2 separate regions of the Homo sapiens genome follow, and region 2 is linked to region 1. A link is an interaction called in ENCODE POLR2A ChIA-PET data of the cell type or tissue named here. Cell type or tissue: HepG2. All regions are shown on one strand.

Region 1 (5,000 bases):
AAAAAAGGTTCAAGTGGTTGGAAATGTTTTTTTCTTTTTCTTTTTTTCTTTTTTTTTTTTTTTTTTTAGTTTTCTTTAGGCAAGGTGTCACTCTGTCACCTAGGCTGCAGTGGTGTGATCTTGGCTCACTACAGCCTCATCCTCCCAGGTTCAAGAGATTCTTGTGCCTCAGCCTCCTGAGTAGCTGGGATTATAGGCATGTACCATCATGCCCAACTAATTTTTGTATTTTTAGTAGAAATAGGGTTTCACCACATTGGCCAAGCCGGTCTTGAACTTCTGGGCTCAAGCAATCCACTCGTCTTGGCCTCCCAAAGTGCTTAGGATTACAAGCATAAGCCACCGCACCCGGTGGAAATGGTTTTTTCTGAAGTAGATTGAGACTATTCCAAATGTCATCCATTTTACAATTATTCAACCAAGGATTGACCTATGAAGACCATCTGCCTGCCACTGAACATGCTATGAAATAGAACACACAATAGCAGTGGGTTTTTTTTTTTTAAGTTAAACAGGAAATAAAACAATGTTATGTTTTTGGAGGGCTTCTTGGGCCATAGCCTCACTCCTGTAGATAGAAGATCACACTTGTCTCCCATTAGGAATGGCTTCAGAAATTGTGACCAGGAGGATTAAAGTCCATCCTCTTGGTAATGACATGCAAAGTCCTGATCTGGTCACTGCTTACCTAGTCACCCCGCAGTTCCAGCCTTTCCCACCACCACTAGCCTACCTCCCATGTGTCAGCCATACCAAACTATAGGCAGCTTTTGGTTAACCAGGGAAATAATTGCTAACACTTATTGATCCCTGACTGCGTTCCAGACACTGCTGCGCACTTTGTTTGTTTGTTTTTTGAGACGGAGTCTCGCACTGTAGCCCGGGCTGGAGTGCAGTGGCGGGATCTCGGCTCACTGCAAGCTCCGCCTCCCGGGTTCACGCCATTCTCCTGCCTCAGCCTCCCAAGTAGCTGGGACTACAGGCGCCCGCCACCGCGCCCGGCTAATTTCTTTTTGTATTTTTAGTAGAGACGGGGTTTCACCGTGTTAGCCAGGATGCTCTCGATCTCCTGACCTCGTGATCCACCCACCTCAGCCTCCCAAAGTGCTGGGATTACAGGCGTGAGCTACCGCGCCCGGCCTGTTTTATCTCTTTAAGTTTACAACAAAAATTAGATACATTTCTGAAACACTCCAGACAATAATATAATTACAACTAAATGTGTTAATGGCCAGCAGTTATTATCACTTACAGAATATGATAATCTCCCCGTCAGCCCAGTGGTAGCACTGAGCTGGTTCACAACAATTCTAGCCTTGCTAATGACAGCTTGTTTTTTTAATAACAGACTATTTTTTAAATGAATTAATAAGGCGACTATTTTCAGCTTGAAACTGTGGGAGAGCTCACTTACTACTTTTTTTTTTTTTTTAAAGAGACAAGGTCTCACTGTCACCCAGGCTGGAGTGAAATGGTGGGATCATGGTTCACTGCAGCCTCGACCTCCCAGGCTCAAGCAATCCTCCTACCTCAGCCCCCCAAGTAGCTGGGACTGTAGGCATGTGCCACCATGCCCCCACTAATTTTTTGATTTTTTTTTTTTTTGGTAGAGATGAGGTCTCCCTATGTTGCCCAGGCTGGTCTTGAACTTCTGGGCTCAAGTGATCCTCCTGGGTTAGCTTCCCAAAGTGCTGGAATTACAGGTATGAGCCAACATGAAAGTGGCTGACACTACTTTCAAAGTATTAATGGATTTAAAATCAATAATCTTTATCTTCGTTGTTAAAATATTTAACTAAGTATATACACATACATTGGATTAAGAGACAGCCAGGCACAGTGGTTCACCCCTGTAATCCCAGCACTTTGGGAGGCCAAGGCAGGAGGATCACATGAGCCCAGCGGTTCAAGACTAGCCTGAACAATATAGTAAGACCCTGTATCTAAAAATAAAATAAAATGAAATAACAGACAGAAGAACTGGTTCTGGTCCCAGCTTTGCTAAATGTGTCTCTCTGGACAAGTTACTCTGTTTTGCTAGGCCTCAGTCTAGCTGTCTGTATAATGATAATAAATGTTGATTGAGTGTTCCACACTGTACTTGCCAAGCACTGTTCTAAAAGCTTTTTCAGCGTTAGCGAATTGTTAGCAACAGTTCTATGAATTATTATTACCCCGATGTACAAATGAGGAAACTGAGGCAGAGAAAGGTTAGGTAACTTCCCAAGGTTAGCTAATTAGTAGCAGAGCTGGGATTCCAATACAAATTGGTCTGGGTCAGCATTCCCACTCTTAGCCTTTATGGTGAGATTCTCCAGCTGGGACCAACACTGTCAATTATCCAGTGCAGAATTGCATGACACTCTTATAAGCCTCCTAAGGAGGCTGGGTGGCTGCCCCAGGCCATAGAGAGAACCTGCCTGCAGGGGAAGCTGTGTGGGTAGGGCGGATGTGAGTGAGGAGGGCCCGGTGGGAAGGAGCCTGCTCTATCAATAATGGCCCAACTGTATGTACACTTACTTTCACTCTGTCCCCATCTCTCCTAGAACTACCAGAGGCTTTCTGACTTTTTTTGCAAATAAAGACCCTGAGGGGGCTATGCTCTTACTGTCTCTTCTCTTGTCCACTTTGTTAGTGAGCCAGCATGGTAGGATATTAAGGAGAGGATTTGGATCCAGGCTACAGTGGGTTCAGTTTCAGCTGTATGAACTTAATAGATGTGTGATCTTGGGAAGGGTGGAAACCTCTCTAAGCCTTTTTCTTCAGCTATATAACAGAATAACACCTTGTGTTATAACCACAGGAGTTAGAGAAAACTCCACACTTTGAGACAAATTAAGAGTCCTTTATTAAGCCAGCGGCCAAAGAGACGGCTAACGCTCAAAATTCTCTCGGCCCCGAGGAAGGGGCTTGATTAACTTTTATACCTAGGTTTAGGAAGGGGAGGGGAACTCAAATGCAATAATTCTACAGAAGTAAAAAGATGCAAGAATAAAAAAACAAATGGTTACAAAGAGATAAACTATTTAAAAGACAAATGGTTACAAAAAGAGCAACGGTACCAGGTGCAGGGCTCTAAATCCTTCATTTATAATTAGTTATAGGGGCTATGCCAGACACGAACTCAGGGCTTTATGTTGTTATCTCCTTGAGAAAAATCCTGGGAACTTCATACATTGTTGGTGCTAGTACCTTATCAGTTAATTGGGCTCCTTTGAAATGCTGAGGATCTGTTTACACAGGTCAACTCCTTACGGAAGGGGGTTGGGTAAGGAGCCCTTAGTGTCTTGTAAATTAAGGGGTCAATTGGAGTTTGTCCGGCTTTCCCAGCTAGAGAGAGTCTTATTTACATGAGAAGCAAGGCTAGGTGACTAAAGAGACAAACAGGGAAGATTCAAAGTAGCAAGTTAGAGTAAAAACAAGGTTAGGCATTTCACTTGAACTTCATTCACAAGGTTGCTTTAGGGATTAACTAAAATAAAGCACATACAACATCTAGCATTAGCTGGGCGTCGTGGCTCACGCCTGTAATCCCAGCACTTTGGGAGGCTGACGCGGATGGATCACCTGAGGTCGGAGTTCGAGACCAGCCTGGCTAATATGGTGAAAACTCGTCTTTACTAAAAATACAAAAAATTAGCTGGGCTTGGTGACAGATGCCTGTGATCCCAGCTACTCAGTAGGCTGAGGCAGGAGAATCGCTTGAACCTGGGAGGCTGAGGCTGCAGTGAGCTGAGATCGTGCCATCGCACTCCAGCCTGGGCAACAAGAGCAAAACTCCATCTCAAAAACAAACAAACAAACAAAAACAAAACAAAACCACATCTAGCATAGTTCTTGTTACATTGTTTCTTTTTCTCCCACTCCTCACTCTGTGATGGAGAAAATTGAGACCCTCCCTACTGGACACATCTAGTTAATTTAGTCTAATTCAGGTAGATTCTCTCCTCAGGGACTAATCTAAGGATGATGTAAACCAAAAATAAAATTCTAAGGCCAACCATCTGAATGTGTTATATGACTTTTCCCTAGTTAAGCTACAGGCAGGGTCCTTGTCACACGACCATGAAAAATGAGGCTCGCAGATAATTTGAAGGGTGAGAAAAATGGGATTTATTGGGCAAAAAGGAAAAAAAGGGAAACAGGGACTCTCTGCAAAGCCAGGGTCCTGCTAGTGTGTGTCCTGCCTCGCAGACTGAATCCCAGGTACCATACCCCGGAACAAGAGAGAAAGACCAGGCTCCTTCCCTGCCAAGGGCGCTAACTTCCTACGGCTCCACCCCAGTGCGCATTTCTCCCAGTGTGCGGGCTGTCAGAGGTTCTGCCAGGGAGCCCTTCCCACCCAGCTGTCTCAAAGGGACTTCATTCTTGTCCAAGGGACTCATAATTTTTTTTTTTTTTGAGACAGGGTCTCTGTTGCCCAGGCTGGAATGCAGTGACACAATCTTGACTCACTGCAACCTCCACCTCGCAGGTTGAAGCGACTGTTCTACCTCAGCCTCCCAAGTAGCTGGGATCACAGGCATGCACCACCACACCCAGCTAATTTTTGTATTTTTAGTAGAGATGGGATTTCACCATGTTGGCCAGGCTGGTTTCAAACTGCTGGCCTCAAGTCATCCACCGGCCTTGGCCTCAAAAAGTGCTGGGATTACAGGCGTGAGCCACTGCACCTGGCCAGGACCCATAAAATTTAACCTGAGAGACTGGTTTAGGCGAAGACTGGAAGTGGGGGTCCTACACCCCTCATTATACTTGTCAGCATTTAACATTAACACATGCCTTAAGTCTGATCAAAAGCATTTACAGCCTATTCTTTCTGAAGCCTGATAACTGAAGGCTTCATCTGAATGACAAAACTTTGGTCTCCACAACCTCTTACTGCAACCCAGACATTTCCTTTCTGTTGCTCCCAGGTCCTTAGATAAACTCAACCAATATTCAACCATAAAAATTTTAAATCTACCTATAAACTGGAACCACCACCCACCCCTTCGAGT
Region 2 (5,000 bases), 320 kb after region 1:
AATATAGGGTGGAAGGCAGAAGATCAGTGCCTTGAAAGGGAACTGTTCTGGAGCTTCCAAGGTCCCCTCTCCACTCCACTGCCCAAGTTGGAGTAAGAATGTCCCAGCATTCTCCTCTGGTCCTCTCCCCCAACACCACTGATCACAGGTACCTTTCATTTCAGCAGACATTGTTCACTTTTCATAGCCCTTGTCACCATGATTTTTTTTTTTTTTTTTTTTGAGATGGAGTCTTGCTCTGTTACCCAGGCTCCCTGGAGTGCATTGGTGCAATCTCGGCTCACTGCAACCTCTGCCTCCCAGGTTCAAATGATTCTTCTGCCTCGGCCTCCTGAGTAGCTGGAACTAAAGGCATGCACCATCATGCCCAGCTAATTTTTTTTATTTTTAGTAGAGACAGGGTTCTGCCATGTTGGCCAGGCTGGTCTTGAACTCCTGGCCTCAGGTGATCCGCCCACCTTGGCCTCCCAAAGTGCTGGGAATACAGGCATGAGCCACCACACCCAGCCAATTTTTCACCAATGTCATTATTTGGTTTTTGTCTGTCACTTTCCTGACTCTCGGGTTCTCAAGAATGAGGAACAGGCTAAGCTAGTTTGCCACTGAATCCTAGTGCCTAGTGCAAGGGCCTGGCACACCGTGGGCCCTATATAAATGTGTGCTGAATGAATGGATGCAGAGGGTGTCCACTCTGGGCCCTCTGGGCCAAACAATGGAAATGACAGGCTGTACTCTCATCGAGTCAAGGTTTGGTCCTTGTCCCTGCACCACTCTTTGTTGGCTGCCACAGCACACAGCATGAGCACTGGCACTGTTAGTGACTGGCCAGGACCACACTGTCCCTGCTCATCACTAGGGTCCCCAAGTACAACCCAGAGTTGGTGGGAGGCCCCTCCTCTCACAGGGGATCCAGGCCATGGGTATACAGGGGGATAATACTGGAGCCAGGGCAGGGCAGAGAGGACAGAGAATGCTCCCTCAAGTGATCAAGGAAGAGAGGCAGAAGTTAAGAAGATTAGAGCCCTGAAGTATAAAAAAGTAAAGGTTAAGAAGGGATCTAACCAAAGCCTGTAAAGTCCTAAAAGGAGAGGAGAGCATAAACACAGCCTTATCCACTAAATCTCAGTGTGCAGGAATTAGCAAGCACCCTCTGAAGTTCAAAGCAGATCATTTTAGGATTAAAAAAAAAAAAAAAACCATGCTGTGTTTCACAGAGAGGAGCCAGTATAGAAATTATGTTACTCCAAGGAAGGAACAGACTGAAAATATAAATAGGTTCAAGAGAATTTGAATAGATTCACAGCTAATAGCTCTAAGATGGGTGATTATAGGGAGTTAGGAATATCCCCCAAACGCTCCTTTCAAGGCATACTGGGTAGGCGCCTCTGTCTGGCTTGACAAAGAGCCTGCTCCTTCCCCCATGCAGCTGGGGCACAGCACTCCTCAAAGCTACTGTTAGGGTATGTGTGTGTATTGGGGGAAGAGGTAGCCAGCCACTCCTATTCCACTGGAACTAGTCCATAGTAGGAGATATTTCTCCTCCTAACCCTACTAGAGAAGGAACTAGCCCAAAGTAGGGGCAGGAACCCAGTTGAGCTCCTGCGAGGAGGGCTGGAATGCAGAGTAGTCTAAGTCTCCTGCCCACCCAGTAGTGTCCTCAGGCCAGAGGACAGAGCCTGGGTCACCGGAAGAGCTGAGTGAGTGAACGTGGGTTGCTCTGGGGTGCAGAGAACCCAGAGCCTTGAACTCACAGTCAGGTCCAGAAATTCATGGATCAAGGAGGGTTCTCACCTGGTACGGTCTGGAAGAACCACCAGTAATACTTCTGGGGGAGCTCAGACCTGTGTGGAAGGGACAGCAAAGAGACACCTTGAGAGGAGATCTCTCTCTCTTTTTTTTTTTTTTGAGGCAGAGTCTTGCTCTGTCACCCAGGCTGGAGTGCAGTGGCATGATCTTGGCTCACTGCAACCTCCACCTCCTGGTTTCAAGCCATTCTCCTGCCTCAGCCTCCCCAGTAGCTGGGATTACAGGCACGCACCACCATGCCCAGCTAATGAGAGGAGATCTTTGGGAATTCCAGATGGGACCCTTCAGGGGAGGCACCCCAACTCAGACACCAGTCTCTCCTGCTGACTTGGCATTAGGGGCTCAGGCTGGTCACTGTCTGTCCTGTAACCTAGAAGGTGACAGTCTCCTCTGGAGCCAGATAATTTCTTTCCACCCAAAAGGAATCCTCCCCATTATACACACACACACACACACACACACACACACACACACACACACACACACACACATTCGCACTTACTCACCCATCATCATGGAAGAGGCCAGGAAAGAGGCAAGAGAGGACGCTGAGGGGGCTGATGGAGAACAGGTACACATTCACCACATGGCCCACACTGTGTAAGACTAAGGAAGAGCAGACCAAGTGGTGAGCTTGGGGCAGCCCAGGGTGGGTGCTCACTCATTCAGCCCAAGATCGAGGACCCTGGCCAGAGTGGGGGTCCCAGAGAAGTACCTTAGGAGTCTCGACTTCTGACCTCTTTTTTTTTTTTTTTTTTTTTTTTTTAGATGGAGTCTCACTCTGTCACCCAGGCTGGAGGGCAGTGGTGCGATCTCGGCTCACTGCAACCTCTGCCTCCCAGGTTCAAGCAATTCTCCTGCCTCAGCCTCCTGAGTAGCTGGGATTACCGGCATGTGCCACCACACCCAGCTGATTTTTGTATTTTTAGTAGAGACGGGGTTTCACCATGTTGGCCAGGCTGGTCTCGAACTCCTGACCTCAAGTGATCCGCCCGCCTCAGCTTCCCAAAGTGCTGGGATTAGGGGCATAAGCCGCCGCGCCGGCCTGGACTTCTGACCTCTAAACAATCACCTGGCCCTACCCAACACCCCACAGACACACCATCCATGTGCGCAACCATGTGAGTCTGAAATTACAGCATTAGAAGTTCACTCCTTTGCTTTCTCTCAGAGTCATGCTTTAAAACATAAAAATTGGGAGAATTGACACATTATGCACACTCATTCTGGGGTGTTAGTAACTTGTCAGCTGAGGCTGGTGAGGCGCCCTGGAAAGTGCGGGAAGAGGCACTTGGAAGTGACCAGCGACAGGCTCCCGGGCTTACTTCACACCCTGGCCCAGGCCAACTCCATCCTGATGGAGAAGGACATTAAAGGTAAGTGCCAGCAGAGAGGGGGGCTCTCATACGAGGGGAAGTCAGCGGGGGCGGGAGGCCCTGGAGAGCCTCCCAGGGACACCCAGGCCCTGCCTGTGAGGACGATGGCGGTGGAGGCAATGAGGCGATGGAAGTCCACGGCGGCGTCGAAGGGCACGTAGCGGTTGAGGAAGGTTTCTCGCAGGAAGGTGATGAGGTTGCGGCACATGGTGAGCAAGATGTAGGAGAACATGAAAGAGATGCTGGCTGCTGTGCCCCGCGACAGGATGATTCCCACGCGGGTGGTGTCTGTGATGCCCGTGTGATGTGCGGCAAAGGCGTAGTCTGTGGAGGGGGCCCAGGCAGGCAAGCGAGGGTCAGTGCAGAGGACAGAGAGCTGGTTAGGGGCGGTAGGCCCTGGCCGGCTGCCACTCACAACAGGCCTCCCCCGCACAGTCTTCACTCAGACAGGCTCCACTTACCCTACCCAGGGCTGGCACTTATCGCAGGCCCCACCCCCAGGGCGATCACTCATTGCAAGCCTAGGGACAGGGCTCGTGGTAAGTAAAGTCACTCACAGTAGGCCCTCTCCAGGAAAAGCCCCCCAGCGATGGCGTAGAACACGGCCACGCAGCCGATGTGGCGCCGGTAGTTCTCAATGAAGCGCTTGAACTGTTGCACCGTCTGGTGGAGACAGCTGCGTTGGAACTTCTCTCGGTGCGCCTCAGTGAACAGCAAGGGCTGGAATGACGTTACCCTGGGAGACAGGAAGCCTTAGCCTTTGGCACCCACCATGGGACCCAACGCTAGTGGGGCCCCACTTCACGGAGGTGAGCCGCCCAGAAGTGAGGGAAGCCCACTGCTTCCGAGAAAGAAACCTAGTTACCCTTGTGGAAGAAGGGTTCAGACCTCACCGCATCAGGCTATATTGCACTGCATAAGCAAGCTGGCAGTGGAGGGATGGCTTGGAGTGGTCATTTCTTCCCAGGGGATGTACTCCATCTACCTGTGTTCATTCACACTCAGTCCCTCTCCTTCCAGTCTGTAGCTCCCAACTCCCACCCGGCGCCCATATTCAGCCTTTACTAGAGACTCAAAGGACACCTCTTCCATGAAGGCATCTCTGACCTCCCTGGCAGAGGTGAGTGCTTCCTTGAGTTCCAAAGCCCTTCGCTCTTACCACTATTAGAACAGTCATCAGTGGGACATTGAAATTATCAGTGTACCAGATTCTCTTCTTAGATTGTGATGTTCTTGGGCAAGGACTATTCACCCTGCCTGTACCCACAATGTTTAGCACAGTGCCTGGCACCAAGGAAAAGATGTTTATAAGCTGAAGGAATGGATGAACTGCCTGGGCTTAAGGGGAAGAGCAGACATACTTCTTGCCAAACCTCCGCCGAATCTCCTGGGGAGGGTCTGTGTCCATGGGGCACTGCAGTCTCTGAGGTGTCAACTCAGTCTCAATGTCGCTGCGGGAACAGCGGGCACTCACTCTGGGAGAGGGACTAAGACAAGAATGGTAAGAGATAGGATGCTGGCCATCTCAACCACTCGTTCCTCTGCTATCCTGGTCTGCCTCCAAACCCATTCTGCTGAGGAAGGATCAGAGCTGTCAGCAAGGGGACAGCAGGATTCCCACAGTCACCTATAGACAGAGTCTGATCTTGGGGGTCCTCGCTAAGGCTGCTGCATATGCCTTTACCCTTCACAAGGGCATCTGGGCCAGGCCGTAAGTGAGAGCGGAAATCCAGCAGGCTTTCTGCTTGCCCTGGCACAGGGCTGTGTCTGCCTAGAGAAAGGGGTGTCCTTTTCTAATTTGTTTGAAGGTGCTGCATG

Evidence for each region. ChIA-PET counts read pairs that join two places held together with the same protein. Peaks named below come from ENCODE experiments on the same cell type or tissue, not always from the same donor. Only the 100,000 strongest peaks of a DNase experiment are listed, where the experiment ranks them.
Region 2: POLR2A ChIA-PET joins it to region 1 with 11 read pairs; 2 of 35 experiments call an interaction of 5 or more read pairs at or near these places.

The regions. Positions count from the first base shown.
Region 1 is chr15:45,470,690-45,475,689 of GRCh38, reverse strand. The region is part of intron 1 of SLC30A4-AS1 (SLC30A4 antisense RNA 1); the gene reads right to left. Among named protein-coding and RNA genes, the nearest start is that of SLC30A4-AS1, 24 kb to the right of the region's middle. RefSeq lists an enhancer at 2,958-3,647. In HepG2, no CTCF peak of the experiment used is centred here; no DNase peak of the experiment used is centred here.
Region 2 is chr15:45,150,792-45,155,791 of GRCh38, reverse strand. It overlaps DUOX1 (dual oxidase 1), which reads right to left. Exons shown (of 34, transcript NM_175940.3): 23 at 4,544-4,669; 24 at 3,740-3,918; 25 at 3,276-3,506; 26 at 2,313-2,412; 27 at 1,792-1,841. LOC124903480 (a long non-coding RNA gene) reads left to right here and starts at 3,912. Exons shown (of 2, transcript XR_007064607.1): 1 at 3,912-4,302. In HepG2, no CTCF peak of the experiment used is centred here; no DNase peak of the experiment used is centred here.